Regions from separate parts of the Homo sapiens genome. Here all the other regions are linked to region 5. Evidence: chromatin loops called from intact Hi-C (ENCODE). Cell type or tissue: IMR-90. All regions are shown on one strand. Region 1 overlaps MCC (MCC regulator of Wnt signaling pathway). Region 2 has its middle 93 kb from the start of YTHDC2. Region 3 overlaps MCC (MCC regulator of Wnt signaling pathway). Region 4 overlaps MCC (MCC regulator of Wnt signaling pathway). Region 5 overlaps DCP2 (decapping mRNA 2).

What was found. Hi-C counts contacts between places; a loop is a spot of excess contacts. Peaks named below come from ENCODE experiments on the same cell type or tissue, not always from the same donor. Only the 100,000 strongest peaks of a DNase experiment are listed, where the experiment ranks them.
Region 1: a loop joins it to region 5, with 3 times the contacts of the local background. A loop is called at or near these places in 3 of 110 quality-filtered maps.
Region 2: it touches region 5 in a loop (7-fold over the local background); 75 of 110 quality-filtered maps call a loop at or near these places.
Region 3: a loop joins it to region 5, with 4 times the contacts of the local background. A loop is called at or near these places in 15 of 110 quality-filtered maps.
Region 4: a loop joins it to region 5, with 7 times the contacts of the local background. A loop is called at or near these places in 74 of 110 quality-filtered maps.

The regions. Positions count from the first base shown.
Region 1 is chr5:113,125,247-113,130,246 of GRCh38, forward strand. The region is part of intron 5 of MCC (MCC regulator of Wnt signaling pathway); the gene reads right to left. Among named protein-coding and RNA genes, the nearest start is that of DCP2, 150 kb to the left of the region's middle. In IMR-90, no CTCF peak of the experiment used is centred here; no DNase peak of the experiment used is centred here.
Region 2 is chr5:113,604,572-113,609,571 of GRCh38, forward strand. No RefSeq gene overlaps it. Among named protein-coding and RNA genes, the nearest start is that of YTHDC2, 93 kb to the left of the region's middle. In IMR-90, a CTCF peak has its summit at 2,160 (motif pointing left); no DNase peak of the experiment used is centred here.
Region 3 is chr5:113,376,303-113,381,302 of GRCh38, forward strand. The region is part of intron 2 of MCC (MCC regulator of Wnt signaling pathway); the gene reads right to left. Among named protein-coding and RNA genes, the nearest start is that of TSSK1B, 56 kb to the right of the region's middle. In IMR-90, a CTCF peak has its summit at 2,844 (motif pointing right); a DNase peak (open chromatin) is centred at 2,859; H3K27ac peaks cover 483 bases.
Region 4 is chr5:113,327,970-113,332,969 of GRCh38, forward strand. The region is part of intron 3 of MCC (MCC regulator of Wnt signaling pathway); the gene reads right to left. All of the region lies in intron 2 of LOC124901045 (a long non-coding RNA gene), which reads left to right. Among named protein-coding and RNA genes, the nearest start is that of TSSK1B, 100 kb to the right of the region's middle. In IMR-90, a CTCF peak has its summit at 2,769 (motif pointing left); DNase peaks (open chromatin) are centred at 2,752 and 3,362; H3K27ac peaks cover 195 bases.
Region 5 is chr5:112,993,284-112,998,283 of GRCh38, forward strand. All of the region lies in intron 4 of DCP2 (decapping mRNA 2), which reads left to right. Among named protein-coding and RNA genes, the nearest start is that of DCP2, 19 kb to the left of the region's middle. In IMR-90, a CTCF peak has its summit at 2,932 (motif pointing right); DNase peaks (open chromatin) are centred at 2,958 and 3,898; H3K27ac peaks cover 435 bases.

The DNA.
Region 1 (5,000 bases), 130 kb after region 5:
AATGTTGCCAAGATCTTGTGTGGAAACAGATAAAATGAGAAGAAGAGAAATGCATTCCAGCTATGGTAATCATTATAAGTATTCTAGAACAAAAACGACACATGGCAACAAAGTAAATAGTCATCAGAGGTGGAAAGCTACCTTGCGAGAACAGGGAAGATTTTGTGCCACAAAGAGTGAGGTATAAAAATGTTAAACTGAGCTTAAATATTAGAAAGTTCATGCACCCTGTTGTGTCTCCCACTGACTTTGGTAAAAAAATCATGGAGCTGCATATCCTTATCTCTCATTGGCATCATTCCTGAAAGGGGGCTGGAACCTGGGACCGGGAAATGACAAAAGCAATTCTCAGAGGGTCCTCTGTAAACTAACTCGATTTATGATTGCAGTATGCGTGGCAGACTGCATCAGGAGTATTGTTCCATCAAGAGCTATGGAGTAAGTAAAAAACACCAAGAGTCCCTGGCAGTTTTATAAAGACAAGATTTTGAGTTGTGCTTCTGCAGTGGCTCTGCACAGCCTAGAGGATGCCTGGTGAGGCTAATGACACAGCACAACAGCATCTCAAGATGACTTCTGTTTGTTGTATATACAGGCATTCTTCTCAAGCAATAACTTATTTCTTTGGGGAAAAAATGCCTCCCAAAAAAACACCAACTGCTATTGCTGGTGATGAAGAAGAGGAAAATGTAAAAACATGGAAAAAAAGTGTCCATTTAAAACCAGAAAAATAGCACCTCTGATAAACTGATAAATGTTGAAAGTGACACTCTGTAGTGGTAGGTTTATAATAATGGAATGACAAAGTTCTCAGGTGTTTCTCCTTGGAACATAAAGGGTCAACTCACAGGATTCCAAATGCATATTCTTTCATTCATGTAGAAGCATCTGCGAAGTGCTTCCAAGTTGCTTTAAGAGATGCAACCATTAATGTTTGCTCCTAGCTTAAACAACAACATAACAAATGTTCCTCAGGAGACAGGCATTAGATTGTACACTTGCCTATGTAATGACCAGCAGTGGCAGAAAAATCACAGGCTGGCAGACTGGAAGGGATTTTAAAGACTGTTTTAGCCAGGACCACTACCTTTATTTTACAAACAAGATAAATGGGGCTTCGAGAGGCAACTTACCTAAGATTATGCAACCACTAGCACAGCCTAATTCCTAAATTTCATACCAATGAGACAATATGTACTTGACCTTTGAACAACATGTATTTGAGCTGCATGAATCCATTTATATGCAAATTTTCTTTCCATAAATATATTTGACAATTTTCTGGAAATTTGTGACAACTTGAAAAAAACTCAGATGAATCGTATAGCCTAGAAATACAAAAACAAACTTTTTTTAAGGTATGTCATAAATGCATGAAATATATACATTAGGTTGATGCAAAAGTAATTGCAGTTTTGCTTTTGAAAGTAATGGAAAAAACCGCAACTGCTTTCACACAACCTAATAGATACTAGTCTATGTGTTAATTGACTGCTTATGTTATCCGTAAGGCTTCAAGTCAACAGTAGACTATTAGTAGTTAAGTTTTTGGTGAGTCATGAGCTATGTGTGGATTTTTAACTGCACAGTGTAGGGGTTGGTGCCACTATCCCTCATATTGTTGGGGTTTTTTAAACTCTTATTTTAGGTTCATGAGTACATGTGAGGGTTTGTTACGCAGGTAAACTCGTGTCTTGGGGGGTTTGTTGTACAGATTATTTCATCACCCAGCCCAATACCCAATGGTTATATTTTCTGTTCCTCTCCCTCCTCCCACCATCCACCCGCAAGTAGGCCCCAATGTCTGTTGTTCCCCTCTTTGTGTCCATTTGTTATCATTTAGCTCCCACACACAGTATTCAGTTTTCTACTCCTGCATTAGTTTGCTAAGGTTAATAGCCTCTGGCTCCATCCATCTTCCCACAAGACATGAGCTTGTATTTTTTATGGCTGCATAGTATTCCATGGTATATACGTACCACATTTTCTTTATCTAATCTGTCACTGATGGGCATTTAGGTTGATTCCATGTCTTTGCTATTGTGAACAGTGCTGCAATGAACGTTTGCATGCATGTGTCTTTATAGTAGAATGCTTTATGTTCCTCTTGGTATATACCCAGTAATGTGATTGCCGGGCTGAATGCTAGTTCTGCTTTTAGCTCTTTGAGGAATTGCCATACTGTTTCCCACAATGACTGAACTCATTTACACTCCCACCAACAGTGTGTAAGTATTCCCTTTTCTCTGCAACCTCACCAGCATCTGTTATTTTTTGACTTTTTAATAGTAGCCATTCTGACTGGTGTGAGATGGTGTGTCACTGTGGTTTTGATTTCCATTTCTCTAATGAGCAGCAATATTGAGCTTTTTTTCATATGCTTGTTGGCTGCATGTATATCTTTTGAAAAATGTCTGTTCATGTCCTTTGCCCGCCTTTTAATGGGGTTGTTTTTCTCTTGTAAATTTGTTTAAGTTCCTTATAGATGCTGGAAAGACCTTTGTTTGATGCATAGTTTGCAAATATTTTCTCCCATTGTGTAAGTTGTCTGTTTACTCTGTTGATAGTTTCTTTTGCTATGCAGAAGCTCTTAAGCTTCATTAGAACCCATTTGTCAATTTTTGCTTTGTTGCTATTGCTTTTGGTGTCTTTGTCATGAAATCCTTGCCCTTGCCTCCATGCAGAATGAAATTGCCTAGGTTGTCTCCCATAATCCTCACATTGTTTGAGGGTCAACTGTAATGTCATGACTGAAGGAAAAGATATTTCATTGTTTATTAAAGATTCCTTCTCATTATTGGTTAGGGGTAAAATAATTTAATCAGAAGAGGGAAAAGTCAATGGAAGTATAATTCTTACTATGCTATCTAGACTTCAAGCTGAAAGTACTATGGAGTCAACAGCATTTGATAGACTGTCATGTCACTAACTATCCACATTATCTATCTCATTTTGGGTGCACATTCATGCCTTCCATTGGATTGGAATGATTTGTGGAGAAGAGCCAGATGGTCATCTGCCTGCTTTGACAGCTGTCAAGCTGTCAGTCAGCTGTGGCCAACTAATCCACCCTACTTGACCTGGTGTTTTTTGGGCGAACTGCATTCTTTCTTAAATTAAGAGTAGACTTGCCTTTAAATGGCTGGCTTTCTTTTAAAGAACAAAGTTTTTTGTTTTTTGTTTTAAAGCTATTGGAAGGAAATGTATTCCTTTTAGTTCTCTGAAAGAATCTATTACATACAGGAAATAAGTGATGAATAAAGTCCTCGTTCTTTCTTCAATACTATCTCCTCTTATTTTTTCAGATAGCATAGAGAAGATCAGACTCATCTATGAATCTTTTGGTGAATAATTGAACAAATGGGATTTTGAAATGCTCTCCTATGAATATAACAATCCATTTTTGTCTTAACAAGAGCTCATATAAGATCCATATTCAAGAACTTCCAAATATTAAAAAAGAGATTGATACAGACCACACAGGAAAACAGGGAGAGAGAAACACTCTTCTTTCTGGGTTTTATTTTTATTTCATTGCATTATACTTTTTAGACTGTAAATTAATCAGAACAACATGTTTTGCTGGCAGACAAGGAGGTTTTGGTTACAGTTTTTGAAATGCAACAACATGAAGATGAACAGATGCCTGTGTGTTTTGTTGGCTGCATGTATACCAAGATGTACGTGATACCAACAACACACAGGTAACTGTGTGCCCAAAGATCAGGAGAAACATCAAGCTCCTAGTGCAGGCCTGAAATCTTAGTGGTCAGATTATATTACAGTAGATAGAGACTCTGGGATGTTTTCTCTCTCTGTCCTCAAATGAGGGGGCATTTTGTAGCAGACCCAGTAAGCAGAAGGGTTGAGTGCCAATCCTGAGATCACAGAGATAGGAGGGGTCTGTGCCTTGGGGCTGCTGCTGTATGAGGTTAAAGGTGTGAGAGAGAGAGTTTAGGATAGGAGCCCAGGCTGAGGACAAACTTGGTGGAGGGAAGAGAAGATCAACTGTCTGCAGGGTCCTAGAGGTTTAAGAAGAGTGCCGTCAGGAAGGAAAGAGGGCCTAGGGTCAAATGCCATAGAAAGAGACCAATGACAAAAAAAGTCACTGGATTTTTCATTTAAGAAATCATTGGTGATTTTCAAGAAAGGTGTTTCAGTCAGCTCAGGCTGCCATGAAAAGATACCATAGACAGGGTGGCTTAAACAACAGAAATTTATTTTCTCACAGTTCTGGAGCCTAGATCCTCCAAGATCAAGGTCCAGCATGGCTGCTTTCTGGTGAGGGCTCTTCCTGGCTTCCAGATGGCTGACTTTTCCCTGTGTCCCCATATGGCTGGGAGGAAGAGAATATACATGCAAGCCGTCTTATGTCTCTTCTTAAAAGGCAATACACCAAAAAACAACCCCATCAAAAAGTGGGCAAAGGATATGAACAGACACTTTTCAAAAGAAGACATTTATGCAGCCAACAAACATTTGAAAGAAAGCTCATCATCACTGGTCATTAAAGAAATGCAAATCAAAAACACAACAAGATACTATCTCACACCAGTTAGAATGGCGATCATTAAAAAGGCAGGAAACAACAGATGCTGGAGAGGATGTGGAGAAATAGGAACACTTTTACACTGTTGGTGGGAGTCTAAATTACTTCAACCATTGTGGAAGACAGTGTGCCAATTCCTCAAGGATCTAGAACCAGAAATACCATTTGACCCAGCAATCCCATTACTGGGTATATACCCAAAGGATTATAAATCATTCTGCTATAAAGACACATGCACATGTATGTTTATTGTGGCACTATTCAGAATAGCAAACACTTAGAACCAACCCAAATGCCCATCAAGGATAGACTGGATAAAAAAAATGTGGCACATATATACCATGGAATACTATGCATCCATAAAAAAGAATTGAGTTCATGTCCTTTGCAGGGACATGGATGAAGCTGGAAACCATCATTCTCAGCAAACTAATACAGGAACAGAAAACCA
Region 2 (5,000 bases), 610 kb after region 5:
CACTACCAAAAGCTACTTGAACTAATTAATGAGTTTAACAAGGTTCCAGGATACAAAATCAATATACAAGAACCCAGCTGTATTTCTGTATATTGGCAACAAACAACTGTAAGTTAAAATAAGAAAAAATGCCATTTACAAAGCATCAAAAAAGATAAATATTTAGGAATAACTGACAAAAGATACGAAAAACCTATACACTGAAATGTACAAAATGTTGCTGAGAGAAATTAAAGATGACCTAAAAAACAAAGATTTACTTTTTCATGGGTTGGAAGACTCAATATTGCTAAGAAGTCAGTTCTCTGCAAAATCTATAGATTCATCAGAATCACAAAAGTGGGCTTTTTTGTAGACATGGGCAAGCTGATTTCAAAATTTATATGGAAATGTAAAGGACCTTAGCATAGCCAAAACAATGGAAAAAGTACAACTTTAGAGGGCCCATACTTAATTTTTATCTAATTCAAGACTTAACAAAGCTTTATGCTATAGTTTGGATATAGTTTGTTTGACCCCTTCCAAATCTGATGTTGAAATTTGGTTTCCAGTGTTGGAGATGGGTCCTAATGGGAGGTGTTTGGGTCATGAAGGTAGATCCTATGTGAATAGATTAATCCCCCTCTCTCTTGCTTTCTTGCTTGCCATGTGATCTCTGTACAGCTGGCTCCCCTTTGCCTTCTGCCATGAGTGGAAGCAGCCTGAAGCTCTCACCAGAAGCAAATACTGACACCATGCTTCTTGTATAGCCTGCAGAATCATGAGCCAAATAAACCTTTTTATAAAAAATAAATTACCATCTCCGATATTCCTTTATAGCAACACAAACAGACTAAGACACTTTAGTATACAAAACAACCTGGTTTTTACATAAATGTGGACACATAGAGCAGTAGAAAGTAATGGAAAGTCCAGAAATACACTCAACATCTATGGGCAACTGATTTTTTTTCACAAGGACACAAAGATAATGTGGTAGAAAAAGTACAGTCGTTTCGATACAGGAGTTGGAAATTATTTAGGCAGATAGGGTAAGAAAGTCCTCAGTAAGCTTTCCTTTTTGTAAAAGCAGCCCCCAAATCATTTCTTTTCTAACAAAAAGCAGCCTGAAAAATCAAGCTGCAAGCATAACTAAGCAAGCTAAAATCTTGCATAGGTAAATACCAGCAGCTGTGCCAGTAGAGAAAGGCTACCTGGGGGCCAGTCATGTTCAACATGGTGGCTCCATCTTCCCTTTGTGAACCACGTGTACAGTAAGGAACAGACAACATGGCGCTGGCCAGGTAGAGAGCCCATCTGCACAATAAAAGATTAGGGTGGGATGGGCAGCTTCCTTGAACCCCATGCAAACATAACAACTGGTTCTACCAATCTCTTGGGCCCTATGTAAATCAGACACCACCTCCTCCTATATAAATCAGACACCACCTCCTCAAGCTCATCTACAAAACCCCGTTTATTTCATCACAAAACTGGAAGACCCACTCGGGTGCCCCTCTCTCTGTGCAGAATAGAGAGCTATTCTCTTTTTCTTTTACGTATTAAACCTCTGCTCTTAAACTCTCTACTTGTGTGTCCATGTCCTTGAATCCCTTGGCGTGAAACAACGAACCTCGGGTATTTATCCCAGACAATGTCGCCGCTTCATTTTGGGGCCCCATCTGGGACATCCTTTCATTTCAAGGCTGTCGGCCTCCATTCTGGGCATTTTGGCTGTGTTTTGAACTGATTTCCCTTCATGGAAACCTAGCCATTGCATGGGGCTGGAATAAGTCCTGGAGGATTTCTGGCCAGGTCTACACCCTGGTGTTATCTGAAGGCTTCTGGACTGACCCGCCTCCAACTGCTCAATCAGGCATCGGCAACAGGATCTCCAGCTTTACTTATCATAATTTCCTCCTTTCCTGTCTGCGACTGCCATGTCTCCTCTCTCTGTATGCAATGTGGTGGGAATTTTTACAGTTCAGGGAAGTAATCCTATTAGGCAAGATCAGGAAATGTAGGATGCTGCAGTAACCAGGAATATAGCTCAAGGGAATGTCGTTTTTGTGATTTTTCTAGGAACTGAGGGTCTCCACCACTCCCCCGCCCCACCACTGTGAGCATTTCTCCGCCCTTGGGCTGGAGGGCACATGGCATTTCAAGGTCAACAGCACCACCTAGTGGAATAGAAATCTCCTCCCTTTTGGCACCTCTCTACTAGAGACCAGGCTTTATGCGCTTCTGTAAATGGAAAAACTCTCCCTTCAGCAATGAGGAGGAAAAAATCCTCTAAAATCAAATTTTAGTCTCGATACCGTCCCATCAGCAGGAAAATGGCCATTCGGTCCCTACGTTCTTTTAAGGCACATATTCTACCTCCCATTAAAACGATACTTAAATAGTAAGAAGATTTTATGTCTGGAAGTTCACCGGAACCATTCTCTAAGGGTAAGTGCTTTAGCATGGGCCATAATAGCAGGATATAGAGTTTAATCTAGTACACTCCCTCCATTAAATGGGTCTTGCTCACATGAAACTATTATGTAGTTTTTCCTGAGATCCATCTTTCTGGGAGCCACACGGGCCAGATGAGTCCAGGAAATCAAAGGGATATCACAAGTGGAGGACTAAAGTCACAAGAGTGAACATAATCCCAAATCGCTTAGTTCCTTTGGTTCCATGCTGAGGGTCATGCCTGCAACCATGGGTGGCACATTTAATAAATGCCAGGGCTCAGGGAACTAGGGAGGGAAAACAGGTGGGGGGATGCCTCCACTGTCTTTCCCTCTACCTTGGGCCATTTCAAAGGAAAGGAAGGAGACTAAAGGCATACGTTTTTCTTGCTTCTCTTTCTAGATAGGTAACAGACCATCTTCAGCCTGAATTCCTCTGGAATGTGTTCTGAAGCACTGGGACTCCTTTGACACTAGATTTTAAAGAAAAAGTGGGTCACTTTCTTATGCACAAGGGCATGGCCTTCTTACTAGAACTTTGCAAGTGTTGCACAATCAACTCAGCTTTTTTACCAGTCATATCAGGAGGGCCCAAAGAAAATGATTCCCCAAAATTAGAGAAACAAACCCTCAGGAAACCCTTGAATGCAACCCTCGAATGCAACTTCCAGATGCTGTGGCCCTTCCTGCCCCCCATCCACATGTCAGCTCCTCCAGTTCTACTACCCAAACCGCTAGACTTTTCTATGGTATTTCTCCTTCCTTCTTTCACAGTTTAAAATGGCTCCTATTCCTTCTTTTATAATGTTCCTCCAAACAGAGAAATGTCAAGTTCCCCAAACCTTAAAGTGCATCGCTTAGAGTTGAGCTCAGGAGCAGGGAACCCAGAAGCTGACATGCCAGCAAAACGGTAAAAGTTTTTTTTTAACCAGTTGGGCTTTTGGCCTCTCTGTCTCTGGGCAAACTGGTAAAAGGGATAATAAGGATCACTGATTACATTCTCTGTTAAGTTTTAATTAATGAAAAAGGATTTGTGTAGTTGGTCTTAAGCTGTCGTCAATCTGGTGTGCTTTGCATGTCTTTCTGCATGGTTCTGTCAAAAGAAAGGGTGCCTTAGGACTGGGACCTCATAAACCTGCTGTTCAAGCCAGCCCTACAAAATGATCGGTGATGAAGTTTGCTGCAGGCCTCCATCTTGTTTTATGTCCTTGGGAACATGAGCTGTGACTACGTGGCAATATTTTGTTTTAGTCTCTGCCATTCTACAGTGGTGGCTGTCTTCTTGTGCTGAGTCACTTCCTGAGTGGGGGCTACAAAATCAGATGAGCCAGTTTGTCAATCTGGGTGGTGCCAGCTGATCCATCAAGGGCAGGGTTTGCCAAGTATCTTGAGCACTGATCTTGGGAGCAGTTTAGGGAGGGTCAGAATCTTGCAGCTTCCAGCTGCACGACTCCTGAGCCATGGTTTCTAATCTTGTGGCTAGTTTCTTGGTCTAGTGCCCAGACAAGAGGGAGGCTTATTTTGGGAAGGAGTTGCTATCATCTTTGTTTTAGGCTATAAACTGTAAACTAGGCTCCTCCCAGAGTTGGTTTGGCCTATGCCTAGGGATGGGCAAGGACAGCTTGGGGGCTGGAAGCAAGATGGAGTTGGTTGGGTTGGACCTCTTTTACCGTCTCAGTCATTTTGCAATGACAGTTTCAAAAGTTGCTTACCGCCCCTTTGAGAATACCTCATACACTTGCAGTTAAGTCATAACCTAATGGAGGCTTATTGGTTTCACCTGTGAGGTTACTTTTGGTAAAGTTCAAAAGCCAAAAATCTTAACCACTTGGTGTGGCTAATGTTGAGTAACAAGATATCTTAAATGATTTTCTTAAAGAGAGCTCAGCTTAATTAAAAGTGGATATTCAAGCTACAGGTATATTTTAAAGGCCTATACGTTTTTCTTTTCTTGGGTCTTGTTTTTCTGGAAAAAGGTTTTTATTCTCAGTTGACTGAATTATTTTTCTCCATTTTTTGTCTTGCCACTCTTTTTTTTTTTTTTTTTTTTTTTTTTGAGACAGAGTCTTACGCTGTCACCCAGCCTGGAGTGCAGTGGCACGATCTCGGCTCACTGCAACCTCTGCCTCCCAGGTTCTAGCAATTCTCCTGTCTCAGCCTTCCAAGTAGCTGGGACTACAGGCGCATGCCAGCATGCCCAGCTAATTTTTTGTATTTTAGTAGAGACGGGGTTTCACCGAGTTGCCCAGGCTGGTCTCAAACTCCTGAGCTCAGGCAATCCATGTGCCTTGGCCTGTGAAAGTGCTAGGATTACAGGCATGAGCCACTGCACCCAGCCTGTCTTGCCACTCTTAATGCACACATGAGATGGCCTAAGATAACTTTTGGTAGCCTGGAATTCCTTTGGAAAAACAGAGGAGATGCCAGAGACCCTGTTTTGGAAAAAAACCTCTGTTTTCCTCATGAAATCCCAGAATTAAAAGCGGATAAATCCCTCTCAAAATGAAAGGCTCTGTTCTATTTTGCATTGTGTTATCTGACGGTTTAGAGTTTGGGGAGTATCAG
Region 3 (5,000 bases), 380 kb after region 5:
TATATTTGTTTATTGGCCAAATACTCACCCAATGCATGCCCTGTGTCAGTCTCTGTACTATTTGCCCAACATGCATAATTGAGTAGAGAAGATGGATATACAGTGGATGATTATAACACAATGTGGCTGATAATTGCAATGACAGTTAAATGCACAAGATATAATGAAAACACATTAAGAGACATAAAATAAAATGTTTACCAATTCAGTTAGAAACTTACAATTGGGTTGTGTATAAGACACACATGAATCTCCTAGTTGCCATATTTTATACACACACACACACACACACACACACACACACATATCAGTATTATGTAGCATTATTAAAGCCTTTTGAGGATGGTGAAAATACACATAAAAAGAAAACTTCCATTAAAACCATGGAATGGGCATCTGTTATTTTTCCCTGCCCGGCACTCATTCGCCTTTCTGGTAGTGACAGCACCTTGATTCCCTACCTGCTCTTTCCTCAGCTCTTAGTCCACAAGATGGGGATAGAGCCAACTCTACCCTAATTTCTCAAGCTGAGCATGTAATCCAGGCCTGGCCAATCAGATCACTGCATTCTTATAGTCTGAGTGACTTGTTCAGGAATAGATATATGACCCAAGAAGAGCTAGTGAGACCAATTCCCAGGACTTCTGTGAAGCCACCATTAGAGAAGAATCCCTCTTTTCTCTGTGGCTACCCGACAGAATGGCTGTAAGACTTGGGCTGCTGGAAGCCATGACCAGGAGCCTGAGAATAAAGCCAATTCTAAAGGAAAGGGCTGAGACACAGCAGAAGGAAGGCTGATGACATTTGATCCTTTGAATCCATCCATGCTGGACCTAACTGCCTAGGCTTCTCCAATATGGTCACATTTGCATTCTCTCTCACCACCTCCCACTTCTTCTTCAAAGTATTAGAGTTGGGTGTTTGCTGCTTGTCACCAAAAAGCCCTAATATATAGTACAGAAGGAACAAAACTCAAGAAGTAGGTTTGAGGGGTTGTATAGGGGTCATAAGAAGGCCAGCATTACTGAAGCTAAGGGCCCATGTGGGAAGCAGTGGGAAACATGATGTGATATAGTAGAATGAGCCCACTAGATGGTTAGGAGTCTTGACATCCAAAAGCATCCAGAGGTGACAGCATAGTCAATTAAGTAGATAAAAGAGAGCTGTATCATGAGTACCTAGCAAAAATATTAGGAAGCCATAGCAGCACTGACTGAAATCAACAGCTTGCAGGCAGAAAGAACAACTAGGAGGAAACTCCAGTAATCAAGAGATGAGGGAGGATCCATACCTAGACCATGGTACTGCCAATCTGAGAAGTATGAAGAGAAGAATCAATAGGAATTAGGGACTCCTCAAGGACAGGAAGGACAATGATTAATAAAAAGAGACAAAAATTAACTGCTAATCAAAGACTTGGCTAAATTTGCCCAAACTTAATCTATAGATAGTTGCTTCACAGCATTCTCAGTATGCAACAATAGAATGTAAAATGGTACCCATTACTTAAAGACTTTAAAGGCCTTTATAACTCCCAATTAAATATTGGAATAAATTAAATTGTTTACCCTTTGACAGAGGGCTTAGAGTATGTAAAATAAAACAAAACTACAACAAAAATGAAAAAAAAACCCTTTTACCTTCAAATGGGGCTGAAGGCTATCGTGTGTGACTTGAGTCTGGTTTTATGCTCACTGGGCAGTATTTTTAACAATGAAATCTAATAGTAGCATTCATTCTGGAAAACTGGGATATGTCAGGGCTGAATAGATTTTGTATATATTAATTAAAACTGTAGTTTTAACTTTTTTAAACAAGATATCAAACCCAAATTCAGGAGGCTGCTTATTGTTTCTTTAAATCTGCCAAGGAATCAGGATATCTCCTCATACTTCCTCCCTTGGGCTTGTGGGTTTGAGGTCCTTCCTGTCTCAACCACATATTCTTTCATCTAACTTTTTGAGTTCCTATTAGAGAAAACTTTTTTTTACTGTTAGTTTTTCTGAGAAACTTCAGTACTTTATTTTTTCCTTAGACCATGGGGCACCATCAGAGCAGCAATGAAGGCTGACACATCAGGTGAGAATCTACCTCAAGGAAAGGGCAATAAAGAGTCTTTGGAGATATAGGTTATTGGAAATTGTGCCTGGTGTTCTAATCTTAGTATAAATTAAAGGTAATTGTACTAATTAGCAGGTTGTTATGTCTACTATCTTAAACAATGTTTTACAACTACGGAATTTGATTGAAATAAGTTTTGGGGCTCTCTGAGACCTGACCAAAGGAAGAAAAACAAGTGCCCCCAAAGCTCTGAGAAGCACAGACAGGTGACAGCCTCATTAGGTCAGCTCAAAGGGATGCATCAGCTCTCCTCAGGCAATCCCTGCCCCTTCAGTGGCCATCAGCCTGAAGCACTGCCCCTTTCACATAATTCACATGTTTGACACAAGTACATGGAATCCATGTGTAAGGTTTACAGCTTGGCTGAAGTAAAAAAGAAAAACTATTTATTCAAAAGGGCATGTTTAAACAAAGGCTCCGTTGGAATTGCTAACATATGTAAATATCTAATGCTAGAATTTCTTTTTTAACTCCAGTCTTTCCCAATCACAAAGAAAAGCACACTTTTCAAAATGAAATCTACAAGTAATTATAATGAACCTAGATTATTTGTTTTTCATGGGAAAATTAGGTAGCATACAGAATACCTCACAACTGTTCTGGTATAATGTATGCATCACTTTGCTGCCAACAAGATGGGCTTTCACTAACACGAATTGCCCTCAGACCCTGCCTCAAGTCCCTGAGGACCATATGTCTGTCATTTCTGGGAGTGGCCTCTGGGTGGCAGTGTTATTTTCAGTTTGCACTTTGCTCATCACGTCAGTTTTCTAAGTTAAAGTTGCAAGAGACTCAATCATCTCTTTCAACAGACTGAGTGTTCTCTATTCCTTACTTGCTCTGTGGCTTACAGCCTCAGTTTCCTCCTGTATAGAAGGAGCATTCTATTCTAGATGAGGAAAGTAGTTGCAAGGATTAGAGATGATAATGATAACAACACGATTATATACTGAAAACCTGTGATATTTTAAGCTCTATGTAGGAACTTTACATGTAATATCTCACTAAATCTTTCCAACTTCCCTATAATGTTTGTGTTACCGCTTTATCTTGAGACATAAAAAACTTAAAGCTCAGAACAATCAGGAACTTAGCCTAAGTTCCATGGCAACTCAGTGGTGAAATTGGGATCTATCTTTCTAGCATTATAATACAAGTAAAGTGCCTAGCAAATTGTCTCATGCTAATAAATACTAGTAATTTTAAAACATTTGTATTATTGCTACAAGTATTAAATTGTATAGCTGATGTCTAAAACACATAAAAATTTAAAAATATTGTTTCTGGGATGGCTTAAACCGATATAAAAATCTGTTATGACGTGTTTGTTCAGGTGCCTTAATTTTCACCCAAAGAACTTTTGAGCAGAGAATGCATGGCCTAAGAGAAGCTTTGTGAGTAAAAGTTTATAGTCAATTAAGTGTGGAAAATGCTTATATTTTATTCTTCTTCTGGAGACTTTCAAGAAACAATAGCATATTAAAGGCTCCGAGATGTCTTGCCATAAAGAAAACTATAATCTAGTTTAACCCAAAGTTTTCACATGTACTTAACAAAGAAATTCCTTCCTCACATAATATTTATAACCATCTCTTTAAATCAGTGTTCTGCAGAAAACACTTAGGAGGAATGAATCTATGGAAATTCCTCTTCCGAGCTGAGCATGTAATGTTTTGACTAGTCTTTTTCTGCCAACCCAGCTCCCTGCTGTAGATGTGCTGTGAAATGTCGAGGCTGACAATAAACTTCTTCTGGCACTTAACTATTAAACCGAAGTTTTTCTTAGGCTTTTCTCACAACAGCACAACATTCTTTCTACTTCTCTCCATCCTACAGTCACAGGTAACCATTTCCTGAAACTCCTGTTCACAGTATTTCTTAGCTCCTCTTACAGAGCAGACCATAACTTCTGTACCATTCGATGGCTTCCAAACTTTTGTTAACTCTACTTTAAAGCTTATTGTCACTTAATTTGTCATGTGCTTATGCATCCACAATCACATTATAAGTTATTTAGTGTCTGGAACTGTGCACTGCACTTCCCTGTGTCCCTAAAGTAGCATGACAGTGCATTGCTCATTCATTCATTCATTCATTCATTCAACAAACATGCACCAAGCATCTTCCCTGTGCCAGGCACTATTCTAAGTGCTGGAGTATAGCAGTAAACATGACAATCAACGTCATTAGTAATCCGGTGGAAATTTATTTGTATGGGGAAAGATAGATAAGTAAATATTCAAGGAGGTACATAACTCATGTCAGATAAGGGTGAGTGGTATGAAGCAGTTAAGGGCATGTGAATGAGGAAAGGAGGAGAGGCTGCTTGAGCTTGGAAAGGCCTCTCTGAAGAGGAAATATTTAAGCCCGGTTAAGTGCCTAGTAAAGGCTCAGAGACAGGCTGAGTTTGCTAAATTAGAGGAAAAGCAGGAAGGCCAGTGTGACTGTGGCAAACATGGTAAGTCAGGGGAGCAAGATGAGATCAACTCAGAGTGGGTGGTGTGCACCACATTGTGGTAAGGAATTTGGACTTTATTTTAAGATGATACAGAAGCCACAGAATGTTTTAGACATGGGATTGAACTAAGCATGATTTTATAACTTTAAAAGACAATTCTGACTACAGGGTAGAAAATAAAATGTCAGGAGCCAAGGAAGGGGCCAGGGAGGCCAGTTAAAGGTTATTTTAGTAGGCAAGGCAAGATATGATGGTGATTTGGACACGGTGATGGCAGGAGAGCAAAGGAAGTGGGCAGATTCTGGCTATACTTTTGCACGCGAGACAGTGGGACTTGCCAGCTTGAGCAAACAGATGAACAGAAATATTTCCAAGATGCAGATATTTACTAAATGCAGATATTTCCTAGGTAAAGGTTATC
Region 4 (5,000 bases), 330 kb after region 5:
ATGTAACAACTAACAAATGATTATTCTTCTCAATACAAGTATAATTGACACCATAATTCACAGATCTACTAATCCTTTTCTGCCTTTGTACCTGGCAACATTCACTTCTTGAGCTAATGTAAATGCCAGTCTTATAAATACGACTTACCTCTCCCCTGAGAGAAATAAATGACATAGTAAGTGTTAGATTAGAAAGGAAGAGGTGGAGAGGGTTAGGTTTGAAGAGGGACTGGCCATCTGAGAATTAAATGAGATGATGCTGGCAAAGCGCTTCTACTGATATCCTACATGTACTAAACACTTAGCAAACGTGACCAGTTATTCATAGGAATAATCGTAGGAACACATTAATTCCTTCTGCCTGCTTCTGTCTCTAGGGAAAGGTTTTGCCCTGATCCATGACAGAGACTATTACCTAAAAGATACAAGTGGGACAGGGCTAGGGAAGAGATTATCCCTCTGCCCCAGAAGAATCTACTGAGAAGTTAATGTGGGATCCACCTCTCTTACTACTAATGGTTTTCCTCTTCACTTTTAAGTCTAGCTGAAAACAACCTCCAGCATTCTCGGCAATTAGGATGAAGTCTCTGGGTTTCAAATGCATCTCTGATAGATGCCTCTAACTGCATCAACGTGGCAGATGCATTTCTCTCAGCATTTAATGCTAATCCTCCTTGTTGTCTAAGGATAAATAACTGCACAATCGTGTCAGGAGGCCCCAACATAAATTCACCAGGGGTTTTAATTACTCTCCAGTGACAATATCTCATACAAAATCAGAGAAGTGAAAATCCAGTCAGTGTGTGTACATGTGTGTTTATGTCCCAGGCTATCCCCAGAACAGTCTGGGGATCATCATTTCTGTTCCAATAGAGGAATAAGACCAGGAACCCATGTCCAGTTCAGATGTGTGAGACAGCACTGCACCCTGTCGAATGGGTCCGAAGAACAAATGATTTCCCAATGACACTGCCTGCAGCATCCCTCCTTCCCTTGGGGGCACATAAATGAGTAGCTACAAACTCAAGCTGTGGAGTCAAACAAACCTGGGTTCACATCTCAGCCTGCTACATGCTCACTTTTTCATGCCAGGCAACCTCTGTAATCCTCAAATTTCTCACGGGTAAATGGGGATCATACCTATATATGCAGCATAAAGTTGTGAGGATTAAGCAAGATAATCTATGCAAAACAAGTGACACAATATGTAGTGTACGGTAAATCCCCAATGAATATTAGCAACACCAAAAGAAATGCAGAGGGAGTTCCTGTCCCTTTGTTGCAGAGGACATGTTGCTATGAGGGTCCAGGTGTTCTTCCTCCCACCCAGGCCTCTAGTTGGGTGAATTGGAAGAAGAGCATCTTATCTCCCACCTGGGCCTAAGAGTAAAGATGGTGAATAAACTATATATATACACACACACACACACACAGAAACATATATCCACACATACATATATACACACATACATATATACATATATGTATACACACATGCATATATACGTATACACACACATATATAAACACAACTGCTGTAGATCTCACAAATGAAAATGCTAATGTCTGCAAGTTCATTCTATACATAACTTTTATAAATCCAGAAAGCCATACAAACTAGTTTCAGAGGATTATCTCTTTCAAAGAAACAGTCCAACAACCAAAAGTAATTAATAATAGATACAATTCTTTATTTAAGGTCTCATACTTCATCAAATAATCTACTGGCATACTTTTTAATGTCCCTTTGCTTTCTCCTCTTGAAATCCATTATACTATCCAACTGCAATGGAACTTCTCTCCTCCCTACCCCATCCACTCACCTCCAGTCCATCCCTTTAGTGTATATAGATCAGCTTAGCCTCTCCTCCAGAAAGCAGGGCTCCCTTCTACTTAGAAGAGGGGCAGGAGAGGAAAACTGAGTGATCTAAAACATAACTGTCCTTGGTGATCATGAAGAAGGGGGCAGCAGTGCAGTCATCTAAGTGACTTTTGCCTCTGTCAAACTAAATTTGGCCTGAATTACATAAGGACAGTTGAGTCCTCATGTAATTAATTGCAGTCTAACTTAGCACATAAACTAACTGAAAGCCTAACTTAGGAGTATAGTTTTGTAACAAATAGCTGAGTCTCAGTCAATCACAGGCAGCCAGCTGATCAGACCATATTCAAATAAGGCAAATGCCAAGCTGTAATCAATCAAGTTTCTGTACCTGACTTTTGTCCTGTCCATAAATGCTGCCGCCCATGTAATGGAGCAGAGCTCTCTGAACCGCTTCTGGTTCTGAGAGCTGAGTGATTCCTGAATCATTCTTTGCTCAGTTAAACTCTGTGAAATTTAATTTGTCTAAACTTATTCTTTTAATACCTCTGCACATACAAAATACAAGAATACATTCCTGTACCTTTTTTCTCCCTCATTCTTAATTCATGACTTTATTTTCAAATACAAAGATGCAAAGATAGAAAACCTTACTACCCCAAAGTAGGAAGTATGTTTCCTATCTCTCCTTTGCCTTTTCTTCAAAAACGCAAAAAGTCATTAAGATGTTAATGCTGAGATAAGTCATTGGAAGAAGGATGGAAAAGAAACTACAAGAAATGATAGACATGGTGCTGCCAAGCAGCTACTCTGTTTTTATAAAATACTTCAGACATAAATGGCATTTGTATTCTGTGACGAAAACCCCTCTTCCCCTCCCCTACACAAAAGGAAAGGCAAAGAAATGCAAAGGAAGTGGTAATTGCCAGGTGTCTAGATATGGGACCACTGCCCTCTAGTGTACTTGAAATTTTTCTAAATCCCTTTATCAGAGATCTTTACCTGAAAGATAGTAGGAAACAGAATAAAACATGAACCTCTGTTGAACTATCCAATAGAATCATTTTAAAAAATACTGTCAATTATTAGGAGAGTGATATGACGGCTTCCTACCACCTCACTATCTGTTGGTGCCAACACTTTCTTCAGGTCCTACACATGGACCTGAACAAGGTTTCAGTCCAACAGATTGCCAAAGGGCAGAAGAAATATTAAAAGTATTTCACAACTAGTGTGGCATACGCACTAGCTAACCAGAACAGATGCCCGGAAGATGCCAGCTGGCAGCAATTCTGCCTCTTCCCTTTGCAGGGCCAGCATTAACCCCTTAGATGCTGAACTGTGGAGAGGTTCTGGGTTCCTGGCAGAGGGACTAGGTAGCCAAGAGAGTAGGGGGTCTGGGACAAAAGCATGTCAATATTTCAACGATCTGTACTGTGGTGTTCTGGCTGAACATTCACTCTGCTAAGAGGATTAGAAGACATCAGAAAAATAAGCCAGTACCGCTGAGCAGAGCAGAAGAGTGACTCAGCGTCCACTAGCAAAGATCTGAAGTAGCTCTTCCTCCCAGCAGCTGTTCCTTCTCTTGCCAATAACCAGGGACATCCTCTAGACCAGGACAGGGGTATAGTAGTGTTAGTAGCGGATGTCAGGAAATCTACCCTACAGTCTTGGTTCTACTACTTTTGTGTGTCCTTAGGTGGATATTTTGATCTGGGCCTCCATATCCCTGTTTTTAAAATAAAAAGGTTAGACTGAAGTTTTTCAAGGATCCTTCTCTCTGTAGGTAGAAATTATTATTTTTTTCATGATCTGCTTTTTTGTTTGTTTTGTTTTGTTTTGTTTTGTTTTGTTTTGTTTTTGAGATGGAGTTTCACTCTATTGCCCAGGCTGGAGTACAGTGGTGCCATCTTGGCTCACTGCAACCTCTGCCTCCTGGGTTCAAGCGATTCTCCTTGCCTCAGCTTCCCGAGTAGCTTCGAGTACAGGCACCCGCCACCACAACCCGGCTAATTTTTGTATTATTAGTAGAGACGGGGTTTCACCATGTTAACCAGGCCGGTCTTGAACTCCTGACCTCAGGTGATCCGCCCACCTCGGCCTCCCAAAGTGTGGGATTACAGGTGTGAGCCACTGCCTCTGACTATGATCTGGTATTTCCAAGTGAATTCTACATACAAGATCATTCAGCATAATTTTTAATGACAATACCACCTTGAGAACTCCTGATGACAACAACGTCATCTTGAGACAGCTCTTAGACTATAAAAAAGTGATCAGTAAATATTTCGAAATCTCCTTGAAAGATCTCATTTCTTTAGAATTTTTTTAGTTTCTATTTCCAAATACTACCCCAAATGTAGCCACTTGTAAGTAACTTTCTTTTTTGATGTTTCCTTTATTTTTTGAGACAATGTCTTGCTATGTTGCCCAGGCTAGGGTGCAGGCATGATCATAGCGCACTGCAGCCTCCAACTTCTGGCCTTAAGCAATCCTCCCACCTCAGCCGCCCAAGCAGTTGGAACTAGAGGTGTGTGCCACCATCCCTGGCTATAAATAAGTATTTTCCTAAGATTTACTTAATTCTTTGAGTTAACTGGCAAGATAATAAAGGTGATTTAAAGAAGGATAGAAGAGGCCAGGGACAGTGACTTACGCCTATAATCCCAGCACTTTGGGAGTCTGAGGTGGGAAGACTGCTTGAGCCCAAGAGGTCAAGACTGCAGTAAGCCAGTGCATTCCAGCATGGGTGACAGAATGAGAACCTGTCTCCAAAAAAAAAAAAAAAAAAAGGAATAGAAGAAACTAGTACATATAAATCCAGTAGAAAAAAATAATGCTGGCATAGGACTGCAAAGTTAGTTACAAAATGGTTGCCGTTTTACTAGGGCCAATAAAATATAACATTTGGGGTTACCTTCCATGCTGGGCAAAAGTAGTTTGTATCTCTACCAAACAAAAGTCATCAGTAACTTACCGATCTTCTGCAAATTAACATCCAAATTTTACAGATTCTAGACTTCAATTAATAGCAAATAGCCAAACAAAGCTACACCTCCTGAAATATCAGCTGATTCTTAGAGGATCTAATACGACTTTGAAAGAGCACCCAGTAATCTTTTTGCTTTATTTCAAAATTTCTGAAAACTCTTCTTAAGAATTTTCAAATCCCTTGACC
Region 5 (5,000 bases):
TCAAAACAATTTATTTTCTCTCTCTTGAACTTGATTGATTTGTTTCGGCCTTTAAATTTTTGCTGTTATGGCCAGGCACGGTGGCTCACGCCTGAATATGGGAGGCCGAGTCAGGCGGATCACCTGAGGTCAGGAGTTCGAGACCAGCCTGACCAACATGGAGAAACCCCGTCTCTGCTAAAAATACAAAAAATTAGCTGGGCGTGGTGGTACATTCCTGTAATCCCAGCTACTTGAGAGGCTGAGGCAGGAGAATCTCTTGAACTCGGGAGGCAGAGGTTGCGGTGAGCCGAGATCACCATTGCACTCTAGCCTGGGCAACAAGAGTGAAACACTATCTCAAAAAAAAAAAAAAACCAAAAAAAAAAAACCAAAATTTTTTTTACTGTTATTTTCCTACCTGGAATGTCCTCTCTTGTTCCTTCTGTTCAGCTCCTATCTAGATATGTTTCTAAACCCAGCTTAAATCCCTTTTCCCTGAAGGACTGCCACTGCCACCGCCACCAACTAACTCTGTGTATAGGGCTTAAGTTTCTTTTCTGTCTCTCTCTCGTGTGTGTGTGTATGTGTATCTATGTGTGTGTGTTTATAAATATGAACACATACACATACAATTATTTTTGGTGTAGGATCTCGCTTTGTTGTCCAGTGGCAACATCATAGTTTTAATTTTTATTTATTTATTTATTTATTTACTTATAGAGGCAAAGTCTATGTTGCCCAGGCTGGGTTTGAACTTCTGAGGTCAAGTGATCTCTCCTCCTCGGCCTCCCAAAGTGCTGGGATTAGAGACACGAGCCACCGTGCTTGACTGGGCCTTAGTTTCTTAAAATGAAGTTTAGAATGGATGTTCTTTGAAGTTCATTCCTTTTTTTCTTTCTTTTTTTTTTTTTTTTTTTTTTTTTAAAGACAGGGTCTTGCTCTGTTACTGAGGCTGGAGTACAGTGACATGATGATAGTGCACTGCAGCCTCGACCGCCTGGGCTCAAGCAATCCTCCTGCCTCAGCCTCCCAAGTAGTTGGGACCACAGTTGCATGCCACCATGCCCAGCTAATTTTTTTTTTATTTTTAATGGTGGGGTCTCACTGTGTTGCCCGGGCTGGTCTTGAACTTCTAGGCTTAAGTGATCTTCCTGCCTCAGCTTCCCAAAGTGCTGGGATTACAGGCGTGAGCCACTGTGCCCAGCCTTCATTCTTACTTAAAATTCTATTTTAAAATCTTACCAGTCAGCTCTAGCAAACAGTAGTGTTAGTCTCTGAACTTCAATAGCAGTTATTGTCTTTACTGTTCACTATTATATAATACCTTGTGATGGATTGTTTGCCGTATTCTTATTTCTTACCATTTATCACACAATTTATCATGTATCACACAATTATTCTTGAGATTTGAGAAGTTGAACTAATAGGAAGTATGATATAAGGGAAAGCAGATTGGCCTAGGAGTTGAAAGATTTTTGTTCTAGCATACATTTTGTTACCCAGTACCCTAGAGACTTTAGTCACTTAACCTCTGTAAGACATAAAGACCTTTAAGAAGATTCACTCAAGTCCATTAGAAGTAATATCTTTAAGGAAAAAATTCTAAGGTGGTAGTGATTTGATGAATTTAAGACTGTTTGAAATGGTAGTATGGATTTTGTGGCACATTTCATTAGAATTCATTGCCTTGTGTATGTTTGACTCGATTTCCTGCAACAATGTTTACTGCCTACTTTAAGTTTGGGTGTAACTATTAATGAGGGATAATAGTTAAAATTTTTACAAACTGCTGGTGGTGGTTTATTATAGAAAAACCATTAGTGGTTATTCACTTTGTAATAGAATCAAAAAATGATTGAAAATGCTGTATTTTAAATTTGATATGGAACAGCTTGCCCAAGCTATTATTTACAACAGCCTATAGACAAAGCTGTTGTGTATGAGTAAATGAAGGTTAATACACAACTCTTAAAATTGGAAGCAGTTTGGTGAGAATGTGAGGAATTGCCATATCACCTAAGAGCTTAGCTTTTCTTTCTGTAGATGGTAGGAAATGAGACGGACCAATTGTAAAAGTCCTCCCTTTTATTTCCTCAAACTTTGTAGTTCTCTTGCTTATAAGGAAGGAGAAAATAGAAATCAGCAGTATCCTGCTTAGAGGAATTGATTGTAGCTCTGTACATGGGATTAGACTGGTCTAACGGCAGTAAGGTGGTTGTCCAGGTCAGGAAGAGGATATTACATTGGTTGGAATAACAAAACAGTTCCATTTTAGGTTTTTGTCTTGGTTTGAGGGAAGCACAGGCATCCTGAAGAGCCGTAGTCTCTTAATTTCAGGGAGAATTTTTTCGTTTTCATAATAAAAATTCTAACCTCTAAACATTCTTTTTGATCTCTATGATGTCCTTTTATAGCTGACTAAGGAACTTTAATTTCAGTAAATTTTTGGATTAGGATTTTTAAAGGCAAGTTTGACTTTTGATTTTTAAATGACCGACTTTGTCGTAAAGTTTGGGATTAGGGTGAAGTGTTGCTGTTTTAGTCTGTGAGGGCTACCATAACAAAATATCACAGATGGAGTGGCTTAAACAAATTTATTTTGCAACGGTTCTAGACGCTGGGAAGTCCAAGAGCAAGGTGACTTATAGATTAACACCTTGCTGAGCACACTTATACCCTTCTTGTGTACATGCAGAGAGAGATCTGGTGTCTCTTCCTCTTGTAAAAATGGCACCAGCCCTGTCAGATTAGGGCCCTGCCCTTATGGATCTCATTTGACCTTTATTACTTCCTCACAGCCCTATCTCCAAATACAGTTACATGGGGGGTTGAGCTTCAACATATGAATTTTTTTGGTGAGGGGACATAATTTAGTCCATAGCAGTGGCCTTTTTTGAATGATGAAAGTATTCAGCTAGAATTGCAGTTTGTCCTTCTGCCACTTGGTGGTGCTGCGGTATAAAAGAAGCTGCACGGCTTGACCGAGTGACATTACCAGTTGTAAACCAGATGGTTATTCCATTCTTCATAGTTTATTAATGCCTCGTTTTTCCTTTTCATTTCCACTTGTATTAACAGATGAGGAGAGATTTTGTTCTAATTTTCTAGCTACTGATTAGACTTAGGCTGATGTTTTGAGCACTTTTTTTTTCTTGCATTTAAGTTACATACATTTAAGTTCTACCATGGGTGCTTACAATTTTAAGTTGCTAATAGCATTTTTATTTAGCTTATTATGGCATTCATACAGTTATATTAATGTTGTTATTTTAGTATAATTGGCATTCCAGAGGTGTTTTGTTACACTGTAGCAGAATTTGACACATCCTCAAACAGGGAAGGGTCTGTGGGCTAAGCCTAAAGCAGCAGTGGCAGACAAGCTACTTAGGGAGAAGGTGTAAGTAATTATCAATAGAGAGCTAAGAACAGACCTCTTTTTAGCAGACCTTTTTTTTGGGGGCAATCTTAATTAGTAATTTCCAATCTTCTATTTGACCTTTTGGCTCACCTTTGTTAATTTGACTATTTCTGGATAGTTTATTCAGTGAAATAGATTTAGGACTGTCAAAAGACAAAATCACAACAAATTTAAAGATTGCAATGGGTTTATTTGCAATTTTAGAATTATGCAACATTTTATTCCATAAAATAAAATGAGCATTCCAATGGCTGAGCAAAGGAGGTAGGCTTTAAAGACAGAAAAGAGCTGAGGAAAGCAGAACCAAAAACCAAATGTACATTGGCGTTTCAAAGTTAGTTTTCTTCTAAAGGTTAAAGCAGAGGGGACTTCCTTATCATGCTAACTGAAACTGGTCTGTTTTGGGATTTGGCTATTAGCTCTTTTTCTCCACATATCTTGAAGGTTAGGAGAACAACTTAGTTTTGGTTTGGTGACATGGAATGTTAGCATGAGTAATTCCATTTTGTTTAGGTCTGTTGGGGCCTAGTGTGGGAATGCAGTCCATACCGTGGCCTCCTATAAGTTCTATTTAACAGGACAAAGATGTTTTCTAGATATTGTCGAAGGCATAATAATCTCAATTGTATTTTTGTTGTGATTTGTGGTGAAACATCAACTTTCTTGAGAATAAGCGAATAATACTTAGCTGTTCACTTGTGGTTTCAAGATTTAATATATCGTTCCTTATTATTTGGCAAAGCAGTGTTTTAGTGTAATGAAACTGACTTTCATGTGCACTTATATAATTTAATAGAATTAATACAAAGCAACTATTGGTCAGTTTATTCTGCCTCTTCCTGTAGGCTTATAGGATGAAGATTATAGACAGGATTTCATTGTCTTTGTACACTGCTGCTCTTTGGGTTACACTTTTTCTTTTTCTTTTTCTTTTTTTTTTTTTTGAGACGGAGTCTTGTTCTGTCACCCAGGCTGGAGTGCAGTGGTGCGATCTCAGTTCACTGCACCCCAACCTCCGCCTCCCGGGTTCAAGTGATTCTCCTGTCTCAGCATCCCGAGTACCTGGGATTACAGGCGCACGCCACCATGTTTGGCTAATTTTTGTATTTTTAGTAGAGATGGGGTTTCACTATGTTGGCCAGGCTGGTCTTGAACTCCTGACCTCGTGATCCACCAGCCTTGGCCTCCCAAAGTGCTGGGATTACAGGTGTGAGCCACCGAGCCTGGCCCTTTGGGTAACACTTTAAAAAAAATTTTATTTGTGGATTTTTATCTGCTAACATTTGAGAAGTTGATACTCCTTCTGCTAGGAGAATTAAACGCTATATTATAATACAGCAATAGATTTGATTCACAGGAGGTGTGGTATAAAAATTTTTGTCTTTGGTGTCTGTTTATATATTTCAACTATTATAACTTTTTCCTGGCAAATATTTGATGAGAATACTTGCCTAATTTTACAGGCAAATCTGTTTTATCACTTTTAGAATTGATTGGACAGTTTGAATCTACCTCTTTTAGTGCTGGTGGCCCTTGCTGTTTTGCCTCATATTGTACTACTTCCTCCCTTGTAATTCTTAAGCTGTAGCCATTCCTGGCT